2 separate regions of the Homo sapiens genome follow, and region 2 is linked to region 1. The links are chromatin loops, found by intact Hi-C in ENCODE. Cell type or tissue: Panc1. All regions are shown on one strand. Each heading gives the region's core, and the rest is flanking DNA. Links, peaks and the distances in the headings are about the cores only. Region 1 overlaps SH3BP4 (SH3 domain binding protein 4). Region 2 has its middle 150 kb from the start of SH3BP4.

Region 1 (7,764 bases), core at 2,321-4,820:
AGCTGGGGGAGGAGGAAACGGGTACAGAATTTTCATTCTGCAAGATGAAAAAGGTGTGAAGATTCTGCTGTACAACACTAAGGCAACTGAACTGTATGCTCCAGATGGTTAGGATGATAACATTTATATTATGTCTTTTACCACAATTTTAGAATTTTTTTAAAGGCAGTGGGGGAAGGCCATAATGAGTAGCCTATTTTGTTGTCTTCATGTAGTCTCTGAAGAAATTTGTGTCCGGTAACTCACGCTGCAGCCATCCCCACATCTACCTTCTTTCAATCTGGGCGTGATAACCTACAGAACAATTCCAACGCAGTTAAAAAAAAAAAGTCAACCCTCTCTCCAATTGCTTTTACGAGGCAAAAAGTGATCCTGATCCCCAGCGCTAATAAACAAAAAAGAAAACGACACATAAATCCCATCTGGGAATACAGACATGGAAACCTACGCAACAGAAGTCAGCTGAAGAGTGCACCCCAATTAGCTGGAATTAGCGGCGGAATGCAAGGCGGGCGCCCCGAGGGAAGGCGCTCCAGGAAAGGAGGGTGACTCACTGTTCACTTTCTATGTGTCTGTAATGTTTGGAATGACTACAAAGGCTTTTATTATTCCTACAATAAAAAGAGTTATGCACACCCGAAGTTTTGTAAAACCATGATCTCAGAAATGATACCACTCAAGACACGTATTCCAAAGGAGGTAACTGTCTAAACTGCTCATTTTCAATCCCAGTTGGGCCTATCGAGTCACCTAGGATGCTTTTAAAATTAAAAAGCCAGAGGTCCCAGTTCCAGGCCAATGGAATCTCTAGGGGAAGGACCTGAGCAGTATCTTTAACCTTCACAGTTGATTCTGATGCACAAAGGAGAAGTCCCGCCAAGGTTTACAGAGGGGTTAAGGCTTCTCTACATTTAAGATTCCATCCGGCCAGTCCTTCGGCATCAGCGTTCCCAAATGTTTTGAGTTCTGACCAATACGGCTACAACTAAAGCAGAAGCGCTCTAGAAACAAAGGGGGAGTGTGAGTGAGTGTGAGAGTGTGTGTGTAAGAGTGTGAGAGTGTGTGTGAGTGAGTGTATTTGTGAGTGTGTGTGAGTGACAGTGTGAGTGTGTGTATGAGTGTGTGTGAGTAAGTGTATTTGTGAGTGTGTGACAGTGTGTGTGTGTGAGACAGCGAGTGTGTGTATGTGGGAGTGTGTGTGAGAGTGTGTGTGTGTGAGAGACAGGGAGTGTGTGTGTATGCAAATGTGTGTGTGTGACAGAGTGTGTGTAAGTGTGTGTGTGAGAGACAGCGAGAGTGTGTGAGAGAGACAGAGAAAGAGGGGGTGTGTGTGTGCGCGCAAGCACGCGTCTCAGCCTGAAAGCTGAGAAGGAAGGTCCCACTGGGCAGAGGCAGTAAGGGAAAGGCTGGGGTACACACATGCTTCCCTGAGAGGACCCACAGGCATCCTAGGGGCCCACCAGAGGAGGCAGGGCAGGAGCAGGCTCGGGATAAAACCCTCCAAGTCCAGCCTGCCAGGCTCCGTGTGCTGTGTGGAAAAGCGGAGGCTTATTCTGTACAACCACGAAGCCCTTGGAAGTCTGCAGGCCAGGAAGAGGCACGATCAGATCTGTGTTTTCAGTCCTTGGAATAGCTGGAAGGCGACAACTGGCGCTGAAGGCAGCCTGTGCGTGTCTGCTGAGAGAATCAACGAATGAATGGGCAGGAGGAACAAGGGTGGCCTCCCAGTCAGAGGCCAGGGTCACAGAGCCACCTACTCAGAGCCAGCACACACTGGGACGTCCCAGGGCTGCACGTGATGACATGCAACTTCCAAACTTCAGGGGAGGGGACTTGACCATGAGGAAGGAGCATAGACCCAGACTCTACCGTTCCCCAAAGCCACCCGCAGATCAGAGCACCGAACGTACAAAACCAAAACCACCCACAAAATTCTGCAAAAAGCCAATAAGTGAGATAGCCTAAGCTGTCAGTCTGCCTAACAAGACTGGCAACTTCAACAACACAAAATTAGAACCTCTCAAATGAAAGCTCCCCTGTGGCTACGGGGAAGAGGCGCCCTGGGGGAAGTAGCCCTGGGCTGAGACTAGCTTGAATGCTCTCCTTTCTAAAGCTAACAGCAAAGTCGCCTGGAACCAGGGTGGCTGGTCTCGCTTCCAAATCATAAAGGAAGAAAGAGCTCTAGAAGACAGCATCTTCAAAGAAGAGGGCAGTGATCAACTGTGTGAGTTACAACACCAAATATGAAAACTGGCAGAAAGAATCACTTGCACACTGTTTGCATAAAATAAAACCACAATGAAATGACCTAGAAAGGGAGGCAATAAAAGGGTATCAGGAAAAGTATGAAATACACACACACAGGATTTCTCTACTGGTAAAATTGCAAAGCAACGGAAACATCCAATTATGCCGAAAGAACGACTAAAACATATGGTAAAAGCCGTGAGTGTGGATCGGGGAAGGGGCAAGGCAGCAGCCACACAGGGAAACCCAAGCCCGTCTCTTGAGACCTGACAGTCCAACAGACAAGACACATGGCATGCGACGTGAAATACGATATAATCAAGCTTCATTTAACTGATCTATCTGAAACCCCGTGTCCCAGAGAAAATACAATCGATTTGCAAGTATCCAAGGAATAACCACAAACACTGAAGGCATTCTCAGCCAAAGAAAATTTCAATAAATTCTCCAAAGTAAAAAACTGTACTAGACACCACCTGGCCCCAATGCAATAATTCTAGAGGGTAACTAGAAAATAAGAGTAAACAACTTGAAAAAAAAAAAAAAAAAAGAACAACTCTGTTGAGTTAAAGACTCCTTAGAAGGTACACGGAGAACACCCCAAGGTCCATCCGGTTCTACAAACTCACTGGGCATCAGGTGGCCGTGTTTCTGCAACCCCTCATGGAAACACAAGCCCCCAGTCCCCACCTCATAAGTCTACTGATGTTGCTACTAACAAATATTCCCTGAATAGAGTTCAGATTTCCAAAGGGGAAAACCTAGAACACTCCATCTATTATCATTGCTACCACCGAGCTGACCAGATCCCTAACTACCTGGCTACAGCCCAGCTGCTCCCTTCATTCCATCAGCTACGGACTGGTTGGTGGAACCAGGTGGACCTGGGTGTGGTCGCCCTCACCTGAGCAAGGGAAGGAGCGGGCTTCTCCACAGGTGGCAGGAAACCCAGCAGGTGCCTTCACCATCTGGGTGGGAGCTTCCGGTCCTGCACTAACTCTTAGATGAACACACAATGGCCAATCAGAGAAGCCCCACAAAGTACAGATACCTGAGGGCAAGCTTCTCAGGTATAAAGAGTTGTCTCTGCAGCATCCGCCACTCAGGGTGGCAGGGATCCTGGCTCTGATCCTCTCCACCAAGGGTCCACTGTGGCTGCCCCTGTGCCACACCTCCCAAAGCGGGACTCAGCATCACTGGGTCACTGGGTGAGGGGCTTCAGTGACACCTGTCTGTGCAGAGGTGAGCACCAAGAACCAAGAACCCAGGGAGCCAGGGAGGCACGGGAAGGAGGTAACCTGACGCGGATATGGAGCCATGAGAATAATTCCTTATTGCAATGAGCGCAGCTCCAATACCACTTAGGGAAGTGCAAGGCTGCTGCAGAAGCTGCAGGGCTGGAAGGTCGAGGACTGCTGCAGGAGACTCCAAGCAGGCAGGGAAGATGGAGAGCCCACGTGTCAGGGTGTAGTGGTGAGACCGCAGCTCCACACCCTCTTGGTGTTAGGGCCTTCCCCTCATCCTCCAAGGAGTGCTCCTGCTGTAGGTCTGAACTCATCCTCCTGATTACCCACCTGGCAACCTCCCGCCCACCCTCACACGTCATCTGCGACCTCAGGTTCCCTACCTCCCACAACACAGCCCCATCCTGCTCCCCAGTCTGGTCCCGGTTAAGCACCTTGTTCACCCTGGAATTGAGACCTGGCCCCCCGTGTAGGGGAGAACAGTATCATGGTTGAGACAGCCTGGACTTAACTCCTGGCTTCTGCACTTCCCAGCTCACACAAGTCCCTAAACCCCATGGTTCCTCAGTTTCCCGATCTGTTAAACAGAGACAGTAAGAGTCCCTCCCCTCCTATGGTTGTAAGGTTGTAAAGCGCTGAAAACACAGGATGGCATGCAGCCCTATTCTATTACTATTATTACTATAAGCACAATATATGTGTTATGCATGAACACCAAACAAGAATCAGAAAGAGGGAATACATAAATGTGATTAGTTAGCGAAGTAGGATTATGTATTTTTAATATTTCTACTATCAAGAATAATGTTACCTTAATTAAGCAAAGCTTTTTTTACATTTTCTGCCAGACAGGCAACGTTCACATTAGTTTGACACCAGGTCCATTTGCCGCCAATGAAAATAACTATTTCCAAAGTTTCAAAAGACCCTTATAATTCAAAGGAATATTAGAGAGTCAAAATGATGTCCAAGTCACAGGCATCCTCAAATGCAGAATGTGAAATAGAGTTTGCAGAAAATTAAAATCAACATGCCGGTGCCTTGTGTCTCCAATTCCCCTCGGTTAATATCCAGACCTAAGTGCCACACACAAGATTTACTGCGTGGTATTTCAGATACTTGCTATGTTCACGGACACATTAATTATCCTCTTGGCTTTAGTTTCATCATAAAATGGAAACAAAACCATTTACTCCACTGAGTTTTCCTGAGGATTAAGAAAGTGAAATAACCTAGTACAGTGACTGCCTGTAGCTGCTCTACAAATTTTAGCCACCACCTCCCTTCCTCCTCTTTTTTTAATTATCATTTTTTTAAACCGAGTTTCGCTCTGGTTGCCCAGGCTGGAGTGCAATGGCGCAATCTCGGCTCACTGCAACTTCGACCTCCTGGGCTCAAGCGATTCTCCTGCCTTAGCCTCCCAAGTAGCTGGGATTACAGGCCAGGCCTGGTTAATTTTGTATTTTTAGTAAAGATGGGGATTCACCATGTTGGCCAGGCTGGTCTGGAACTCTTGACCTCAAGTGATCCACCTGCCTCGGCCTCCCAAAGTGTTGGGATTACAGGTGTGAGCCACCGTGCCCAGCCTCTTTCTCCTCTTTCTCCCGAAGTTTACTTTGTTTCCTTAAAGACAACGGGAGGGGTCAGGTGTAGTGAGCAGGAGATGACCATCCTCAACCTCGCCAGGCCAAATCTCAACCCAAACAACAATTGTTATTTTTGTACATTCCCTTCCAGACCCCATTTGCGAGCTCTACTGCATTGCCTATTTGCAAATCCTAGTAGCACAAGAGGACAACCACAAACAACCTGACATTCGAAGTCACACAAGCGCAAGTTTTTCCCATCATGCCTAGTTGGCAATCATCGGCTGAGCAGTAAATCAGAATTTTGTCCCGAATGTTACTCACCTGTTAGTCGCAGCCCTCCAACACAGGTTCGCTGTGGAAATCACTGCCATTTTACCCATCTTCTTGAGCATGAAAAAAACCCCCATCTTCCCAGAATAACGATCCCACTCCCAATTTAGCAAGCAGCCAATTTCTAGACAATTTGACTAATGACAAAAAAATCAGTGTTTATGACATCATCTCCCAGCTTTTCACTATTTCCTTTTCACCTTGAAAAGCTAATGGTTTTCCTCTGAGCCAGTTGAGGACAGCCGGTTTTCCTATTGCAAAAGGTTGTATTCAAGTTTTCACAGAAGAGATGGGATTAGCCAGGTTAATGTGGGTTCAACACAGAAGTCTCTCTGGATGGCCAGTAAACTCAGCAGCTCACGGGGGTGCAGAGACAGTGGCTGTCAGAAGTCTGACTACCCAGCCTGGTGAGTTTCAGAAACTGACAATTAAAGCCAGGACACAGCCTGTCCGCTGACCTTCCCTGAGGGGGAACTGCCGAGGAGTTCAAGGACTCAGCTGACCAGAGAGAGGTGCATTGATGCTGGGTGCCTCTCATGTGGTTTTCACTGGACAGTCTCCTCTTCTTCATTACCTTTTTTCTCTCTGGGATGAAAGAATGCTGTGACTCCTTCAATGATTCAACCGTCAGCTTAGTTTCTGAAGTGTTGTTTTGGGTAATAAAAGTAACTTTTAAAAGCTGTACAGGGTGATTAATCAGAGACAATTTTATAAGAATCTCACAGCAGGCCGGGAGGGAGAAGTACCACATGTGGGTCACGGGAGCACTGGGCTGGGAGACCGACTCTGCTACACGTAGTGCCAGGGCTGTGAAGATGGGGGTCTGGAACAGGATGTGGTGCACAGGGTAGCCTCCCTGCCAGGCGTCGATGATGGATGGGTCACCCCCTGTGCCAGGGAACCCCAGGCAGGTCACCCGGCCCCTTTCAAGTCACGCTTACACGTCTAATCGCGTCTTCTTGGTGCCCTTAGATACAAGTTCAAAGCGAGGGAAGTGCAGAAGGACCTGTCCGATCCAGCCACCTGCCCCGGAATCCCTCCCAGGTGCTCTTGGGAAGGGGGTCTCACTATGGCCCTCTTTTGGTTCCTTGGACTCACCAAGCCACCCTGCCCAGAACCCACCAGTCCACTGCCCCCCTAAATCACCATGCACTTCCTGGCCTGCTCATTCTTCAGGTCCCCCTACTTAGTGGGGCTTCTTTAGGGATCCTGTCCTGACCCCCAGTACAACTACAACCTCATGAACCCTGACCTTTCCCCTGGTGCACTTGAATGCCCCTTCTCCCCTGCTGGGCAGTGAACTCCCTGTGGGCAGACGCTGCATCTGGTGGGCTCCCCATTTATCTCCCCCACCCGGAATGCAGAGGGGCTCAGCAGTGAGTCAAGGAATTAAAAGGCATTAAAGCGTGAACAAGAAGAGGGAAAGAGCCAGGACCATGTCCCAGAGAGTTAGAAAAGGGGTCAGCTCTCAGGCTTGATGTCAGGGCCCCTCCCCAGCCTCCTGAAGGTGTCCTCCACACTCAGAACAAAAAACCAGAACTCATGGACAGTTTCCTGCTTCTAAGCAGCCCCTGGGGCGTGCTGGGAATGCTGGCCAGTCCCTTATCCCCATAGCTGGGGTTTCACGAAGCCCCAAAGTGCTGCCTCATGTTACCTATAGGTGGATGACTCACAAATACTGCGGTGCCAAGACCTGAGGAGGCAGCCAGGCCCCTGTGCAAAACTACAGGAGACAGGCCAAAAAATATTCCGCCCATAAATTAGTTTTCCTCTCTTGCCAGAAAGAAGGCTTGCGACACCAGACCGCAGTCAAGATCCAAATTACAGTCTTGCGATCAGCAGGAGCCATGACAAACTCTCCCCTTAGTGAACCCAGAGGTCCTGAAAACCAAGTCTGTGCTTTTACCAGATGCCAGATCCAACTGCAGTCCATCTTGTCACAGCTGATCAAGTGACACAGCCACAAAATCACTCTGGACACCCATGACGACATGACCCTGGAGAAGCTTACAACAACAGCTCCGAAGCTGAATGCATGAAAACCATCACTCATCCCCTTCTAGGAGGGAGTGGGCCCTGAAGACCTCCCAACGGAAACACCTCCTGGACTCTAGAACATACAGTTACTCCCAGATGTTAATGCTTCTGAAGCTGGCATGTATGTGTGCATCCTAAAACTGAAGTATGCGTTTAAGGCATCAACATTACTCTGTTGACCCACCCTCCCACTCCAAAAGCGCAGAACGCAAAGCACGTCAGGATCTGGAGAAACAGAAAGCATTCCCCCAAAAAGGATGGGAACAAGTACGGCCGCTCTTAAAGTTCACCAAGTTTTATACAACAGATTCTGGAAC
Region 2 (7,764 bases), core at 2,131-4,630, 130 kb before region 1:
GAACTGTTAGTTCAAGACACTGAAAACGCAGGGAAACACTGCCTTGGCCTCCGCTTACCTGATGGCAGGACTTCAGTCCCTCCTTCCTGGAGACAGTGCTTGTCATCCACCCAGAGAAGGCAGCAGCAGACACCAGAAGAGTCTGGGAATGCATTTTACCATCTTCCTCTAGTTTCCCACCTTTTAAAAGATGAGAGCTGCTCTCACCTTCATCTTGTCACTGTATAGAATTTATGGCTCTTCATTAGAATACTGTTTACGCAAGGCCTCTAAGCCACTGCCTTCAGAGAGAAATACTTTTGAACTGAGACCTCTCTCATGTGATGGGTACAGCAGGTGTTAATAAACGTCTGCTTGTTTTTCTTTAGTTAATTTGACTTTTGTTTTCAGGAGAGTGTCTCAACTAAGAACCCAGAAAAAGGGAAAGGATAGAAAAGAAATTATGTTTTGTCTCCTACAAGGGCTCATGTGATTAGATTGGGCTCACCCGTATAAGCCAGGAAGATCTCTCTATTTTAAAATCACATATATTTTCTTTTGAGACGGAGTCTTGCTCTGTCTCCCAGGCTGGAGTGTAGTGCCGCAATCTCAGTTCACTGCAACCTCTGCCTTCCAGGTTCAAGCGATTCTCCTGCCTCAGCCTCCTGAGTAGCTGGGACTACAGGTGCCAGCCACTGTGCCTGGCTAATTTTTTTTGTATTTTAATAGAGACGGGGTTTCTTCATGTTGATCAGGCTGGTCTCAAACTCCTGACCCCAAATGACTCTCCCGCCTTGGCCTCCCAAAGTGTTGGGATTACAAGCAGGAGCCACTGGCGCCAGGCCACAAATCCATAATCTTAACCTCATTTGCACATTCCCTTTTGCCACAGAATGGTACCCATTCACAGGTCCTAGGTATAAGGGTGAGGGTGAGAACATCTTGTTGATGGGGGAGGGGTGTGAGTCTGCCTGCAAGTGGGCTGGGGGAAGATTTTATGGACCTCATTGTCTTTACATGATAAAAATACCACTTCCAAGTTGAACTCGGCCTGTAAGGTTTTCCCCAATTTTCAAGTCTTTTCTCCTAAACAGAGTCTATCAGTTGTAGTGGCCTCTGGGGAGGGAGGAAGGGTCCCTAGGCAAGAGTGGGGCAGGCAGACTGCTTGTCACTGTTTTCTCTTTTGTATCCTGATACTTACTCCATGAGCATGTTTTGCCTTTTACAAAAAATTTTGTTTTTTAAATGCCTTTTACTGCATGGCAATTATCCATTTCTCATATCAATGACCACCTACCCACCCACTCTGACTGCTATTTTGAGTTGGAAGCTGTTCACTTACACAAAAATTACAGCTTCTGGTGTGTGTGTGTGTTGTTTAATTGTTTCATAGACATTAGGATGCGGGTATGGTTTGGCTCTGTGTCCCCACCCAAATCTCATGTTGAATTGTGATCCTGAGTGTTGCAGGTGGGGCCTGGTGGGAGGTGATTGGATCATGGGGATGGTTTCTCATGTTGCAGCACCATCCCCCCAGTGCTGCCTCGCAATAGAGTTCTCACGAGGTCTGTCTGTTTGAAAGTGTGTAGCACCTTCCCCTTTGCTCTCTCTTCCTCTTGCTCCTGCCATGTAAGGCATGCTTCCTTCACCTTCGCCTTCCGCCATGATTGTAAGTTTCCTGAGGCCTCCCCAGAAGCAGAAGCCTGTACAGCCTGCAGAACGATGAGCCAATTAAAACTCTTTTATATAAATTACCCAGTGGCAAGTATGTCTTTATAGCAATGTGAGAACAGACTGATACAGACAGGGACTCAAACTTTGTTTTTAAATCATCTAGCAAATTTATTGAAAATGCAAATTCCCGGGCTTCATTAGGACCCCTGAGAATTCCGATGCAGGTGGTCTATGGAGCACCCCTTTAGAAATGTTGCTTGGAAGAAGATTTCACCCCGTATTTCCAACTAGCTGTGGGACTAGACAAAGTCTTAATGTCCTAATATCTCTGGAGGCCGGTTGACTTAGCAGAAATACTGGGGTTAAAATACCTGCTTGTACACGGGGAAAGGGACTCTAGCTGCAAAGTACAGGGCCTCAGAACCAGGAGCGCATGAGTACTTGGCTGTTACTCTCACATTTCATTTATACCAATGTGTGCTGTTTGGGAGGACTGGGCACCCAAGACATGAATCATTCATAGGATGTTAAAGAAAGAAAAAATTAGCAAGAGACTAAAAAGTCCAGTGGTACAAATAGCAGACAGTGGTTCGTGGAAGACAAATGTCTTTGGAAAAGCATTTTAAGAAAGAAGGAGAGGGAGAAAGAAAAGCAAGTGCATTTGATTCCGATAATCCAAGTAAAGAAATCGAAGGAGCTACAGATTTGCTCTGGGCAGGAGCACATTTGTCCCTGGGGTTGGCAGGTCAGTGGTGTGCCCTCCCCAGCTGCTGCCCGCACTCAGAACCCAGCCGCAGCCCGGGAAGCCACGTGCACAGGCTGCTTCCTTGGAAATGAGTTTTCCTGGTGTATAATCTTCCTTTTCCATCCGTAACTGTTGGCATCATCCACATCCCCTTCCCTTAAATAGAAACACTTATGAGCAAAGCCCAAACTTCAGCGTATATTGGCTTAAACGTTATCCTCCGTCGCCAAGGGCCAAAGCAGCAGCTGAAACTGGGGCCCATATTGTGTGGCTGTTTAAAGTCACTGGAAGTGCCTTGATGAGATCTTTGCCTCCCTGTGTGCCAGTCCAGTGTAAAACAAAGTTGAAAAAAATAGAAAACAGTTCCAAGAGAGAGCACTGGCTTGAGGCAATTCTCTGGTACAATAACATCCTATTGAGAGGAAGGGCTCCTAAAAACTTCCAGATGAAGCATCCCGTTCCTGGCTAGAGGACTCAGCCCGTAGCATCCTCCAGGAAACGTGAATTCAGGCAGCAACGTCCCTGAGAACAGAATGTGTGCCACTGCTCCCAGTCCGAGCAGACTGCCTTGCTAACGGGGGCTTCAACTCCCTTGAATGATGCTGGCATTTCTTTGTTGGACCCTCAGTCTCTTTCATCGAGAGAGGGGGGAGGCAGAGTAGGAGGACGTTTAGAAGCTATTTCCCAGACTCCAGTAGCTGCAGAAATCAGAATTTACAAAGCCAGGGAGCAGTTTCTTCTGCTTGCTGATAGCTCCTGCCCTGTGTCTTTTGTTGGCATTCCTCTTTAGGGTAGATGGGTGTTTCTTGGTCTGGGAACTAAGCGCCTTCAGACAAAAGTGGTACCTTTGGCCCCATCAATTGCATTTGTAGATGGAGGGCCTCGGTTAAAGACGTGTTTTCAGGATATGGTGTTCTGCAGTGAGAGAGCAAAAGTTTTTCCTGAGGTTGAAAAATGATGACCAGCTGGAGCTGGGAGGCCTCCAAACCTCCTTGGCCCTATGGTCCCCAAGTTCTCTTTCCCACGGAGCCTGTGCATGTGAGCCTCCACTTAAAAAGAGCCTCCACTTACCAGCCCAAATGCCCATCAACCAACAAGTGAATAAAGAAATTGTGGTATATATATATTATGTATATATAATATCCCAGCTCCAGCGGGTCATCATTTTCCAACCTCAGGAAAAACTTTTGCTCTCTCACTGCAGAGCACCATATCCTGAAAACACATCTTTAACTGAGGCCCTTCATCTACAAATGCAATTGATGGGGCCAAAGGTACCACTTTTGTCTGAAGGCACTTAGTTCCCAGACCAAGAAACACCCACCTACCCTAAAGAGGAATGTGACCAAAAGACACAGGGCAGGAGCTACCAGCGAGCAGAAGAAACTGCTCTCTGGCTTTGTAAATTATATATATATAACAGAATACTACTCAGTTATAAAAAGGAATAAAATAATGGCATTTGAAGTTACCTGGATGGATTTGGAGACTATTATTCTAAGTGAAGTAACTCAGGAATGGAAAACCAAACATTGTATGTTCACACTCACAAGTGGGAGCTAAGCTATGAGGATGCAAAGGCATAAGAATGACACAACGGACTTTGGGGACTTGGGGGAAAGGGTCGGGGGAGTGAGGGAGTACAGTATACACTGCTTGGGTGATGGGCACACCAAAATCTCCGAAATCACTGCTATAGAACTTATTCATGTAACCAAACATCACCTGTTCCCCTAAAACCTATAGAAATTTAAAAACAAATAGGAAAGGAAAAAAAGAGCCTCCATTTAAAATGTGTTCTTATTCTGAAATAATTACTTCTCCATTTTTAATTCCTCAGCTGCATGGCTGAAGATCATTATATTATAACTGGTGTTAGAGAGTTGATATGATTCCATCCAAAAACAACAAAAAAGTCACATTTAAAATGTTGAAACTGGGCTGTCTTTATTTGTATAACGAGACTTCCTTCTTGATCTTGCTTCTTTCCTTCCTTCCCTCCTCACTCCCTTCCTTCCCTCCCCACTCCCTTCCTTCCTTCATCTCTTTCTCTCTCTCTCTCTCTGTTTATTTTTGTGAGACAAGGCCTTGCTCTGTCGTCCAGGGTAGAGTGCAGTGGCATGATCATAACTCATTGCAACCCCGAACTCCTGGGTGCAAAGCAATCCTCCCACCTTGGCCTCCTGAGTAGCTGGGACTACTGGTAAGCCAACATGCCTAGCTAATTTTTTTTTCTTTTTTGTAGAGATGGGATCGCCCTATGTTGTCCAGACTGGTCTTGAATTCCTGACCTAAAGCCTTCCTCCCACCTTGGCCTCCCAAAATGCCAGAATTACAGGTGTGAGGCACCACACCCAGCCTGCATTACTTTCTTGACGGGCCTTCTAGAGGTCCAAATCTCCAGGGTGAAAATCACTGACTGTCTCATACAAATGAGAGAAAGGTGGCTCAGAGGGGCAGAGTGACTTTCTCTGAGCTGCACAGCAAGCTGGAGGCACTGATTATAGCATGCCTTGGCCTAAGCTTGTGCTGTCCCTGTCCTGGATGTCGTCACCCCAGGGGTCTGTGTGGCCCCTACCTGCCTACATTCAGATCTTGCCGCACATTTCATCTCCTCAAAGAGGACTTCATGGACCATCTGCTATAGAATATGAGCTCCACAGGGCAGGTGATTTTGTGTAGTATGTTCGTTGCTGCATCTCCAGCACCTAAAGAGTAGGTGACAGCAGTGTAGGTCCTTAAAAAATGTGTGCTGAATGAACGAACGATCCTATACAGAAGACAGGAAGGTATTATTACCTCCATTTTATACACCAGAAAGGGGAGACACAAAGAGGTTAGGGAACTTTTCCCAGACCACTAACTTGTGATGTGCCAGGGCCCCTTGGTGGATACACAGGTGCATAAAGGTGCACACACCTACACAAGAAAAAGAACCCTGCAAAGCTGTCGGCTTAGCTGGAGTAAGTGAGAATGGAGGGATAAAAGACAAGGTGGAGACGCTGACAAGACCACATAATTTGGCCTTTTAAAAAATAAACCAAGGAGGCTGACTACTGCAAGGGTTTACACGGGAAAATGAACGTTAATATTCATCGCTTTTGTAATTGAAAGAGACAAACTTGGAAATTATTGGCATCGTGTTTTGAAACTAACAGGAAACTTAAGGAGCAATTTTGCTGCATCTCCTCATTGAACAGGGCCTAACACTAACATGCTTAGCAATGAAGTGACTTGTCTCCGTTAGCCTGGCACGGCCATGTTCTTTGACCCCCAGCACAGTGCTAGTTCTTTTAAATGATGCATTCAGGGTTCTCAAGTTTTTAACCCAATACCAGCAATCCTTTATTCTATGACAGATGCATAAAATTCTTTTTAAAACTCTTACTGAGGTCAGCTATACTGATTTCTATTCTGATATGATCTGCATTCGTTTTCTATGCTTGTATAACAAATTGGCACAAACTCAGTGGCTTAAAGCAACATAAATTTATTTATGTCTTTATTTTACTACATGAGAATATACAGCAACGGCACAAATGTATTATCTCACAGTTTCTGTAAGTCAGGAGTCTCCAGACAGGTTAACTGGGTCCTCTGTCCAGGGGGTCACCAGACTGAACTCAAGGTGTCACTGTAGGGGCTGTGGTTCTTTTGTAAGCCTCTGGGTCCTCAAAGCTCATGTAGTTGTTGGCAGAATCCAGTACCACGAGGCTGCAGCACTGAAGTCCCTGTTTTCTTGCTGGCTGTCAACTGGGGGTCACTCTCAACTCCTAGAGCGTTCCTGAAGTCCCAGCCAAATGGCCCTTTTAGGACATGGTAGCTCACTGCACAGCTGTTTGGTTGGTCTTCAAGGCCAACTGGCTGGTCTTGGAGTCTTATATGACAAAACATAATCACAGGAATGACTAACCTTTGTTGTATAACAAAGCCTAGCCTAAGGAGTGTCTGTTCCTCAATTCCGAGGTGAAATGCAGGGGGATTGCACACGATATGTGCGCCTGGGGGCAGACATCTCCTGGGCCACCTTAGAATTCTGCCTCCCACACCATTCATTTTCATTGGAATTCCAGCATCTCACTGGAATTCTTTTTAGTTCACTTCTTACATGATTTCTGAGAAAAACTTCACACAAATTTTGTTGTGCACACAAGTTGACCTTTAAATATTTCACCACTACTTCATATTTCATTCGGACATTATACAGATTCCTCTTTGAACCTGGCTTTACTGAGTATATTTACTCTCCACCAGAAATGGTATGCTTGGAATGTGATTTCATTTTATATCATCCACATCCCTAACTGCCAAAACACTGGCAGAGTTCACTCTTGAGGTTGCCCAAAGCTCTTATTTCCCAAAACCATCTTCCACCACATGTGCTAGTGACACGGTGCCTGCAACTTCGAGACTCTTCCTCCTTGCTTTTCAGCCCTGTCCTCCCTGGGCTGACCGTCTGCCTCCTTCAATAGTGGATGCCCCGAAAGGGAAGGAAGATGGGTTTAGAATCAAAGAGCTTCCAGAAACCCCGCTTTCCACTTTGATATTTTGAAAAGAATACAAAGTTCGTTTGGTTCTGGAGCTCTCGATTAATGAAAAATCACCAGGAGGCACAACTGTGGGACTAAATCAACAAATCCCAAATCTAGGAAGCAGATGCTTCGAGGACCTATTTATTTATTCAGCATGTACCTGCGTGGCATTTGTGACTCAGCTCCATAAATGCTCTTACAAGAAGGAAAATCCTCCTCTGAGGGTTTTTTGTACAAAAGAAGGGAAGAAGAGGCTCCTTTCCTGTTCCTGGTTTCTTAGCTTTCCTTTGATGCTTAATACCTGGCTCTGAATCTCACAGTTTTCTCTCTGCTCAAGTTACTGTCATCTGACCTCTAGCGGGTCACCCACTTGTTACAGCAAATCTCCCAGACAATAACTCAGGTTATAAATTACCACAATCTGCTAATGTTTGCATTTACTATTGTGTTTGTCTCTAAGAGGAAACAGTATTGCTCTATTTTAAAAAATGGCTTTGCACTAAGAGGTTGTTCTACCGTGTTCATCTCCAGTTGAATTATTTTTATCAGAGTAATAAATGATTTTAGAAAGCTTAAGGGATTGTGAGTAATTGTTATCAATCTAGAAGAGTATGGTTTCTGCTTTCATAGATCTAGATTTATAATAAAATAAAACTCTGACTCTAAGAATGTTTGGGGAGTTGATTCTTTGGTTAATTTAATTTATGGTTACATAAAAGCCAATCTAAATGTTTGTTTCAGTTACTGTTGTTGAAAGTCCGTCTAAAATGTGATGGTTGAAAAAAATATATAGAGATGCCTTTATTGAAAAAAAAATCTGGCTAATTCTATTTC

The links. Peaks named below come from ENCODE experiments on the same cell type or tissue, not always from the same donor. Only the 100,000 strongest peaks of a DNase experiment are listed, where the experiment ranks them.
Region 2: it touches region 1 in a loop (5-fold over the local background); 13 of 110 quality-filtered maps call a loop at or near these places.

Annotation. Positions count from the first base shown.
Region 1 is chr2:234,963,411-234,971,174 of GRCh38, reverse strand. The region is part of intron 1 of SH3BP4 (SH3 domain binding protein 4); the gene reads right to left. Among named protein-coding and RNA genes, the nearest start is that of SH3BP4, 15 kb to the right of the region's middle. RefSeq lists an enhancer at 5,798-6,360. In Panc1, for the core only: no CTCF peak of the experiment used is centred there; no DNase peak of the experiment used is centred there; H3K4me3 peaks cover 944 bases; H3K27ac peaks cover 2,500 bases.
Region 2 is chr2:235,097,880-235,105,643 of GRCh38, reverse strand. No RefSeq gene overlaps it. Among named protein-coding and RNA genes, the nearest start is that of SH3BP4, 150 kb to the right of the region's middle. In Panc1, for the core only: no CTCF peak of the experiment used is centred there; no DNase peak of the experiment used is centred there; H3K27ac peaks cover 1,041 bases.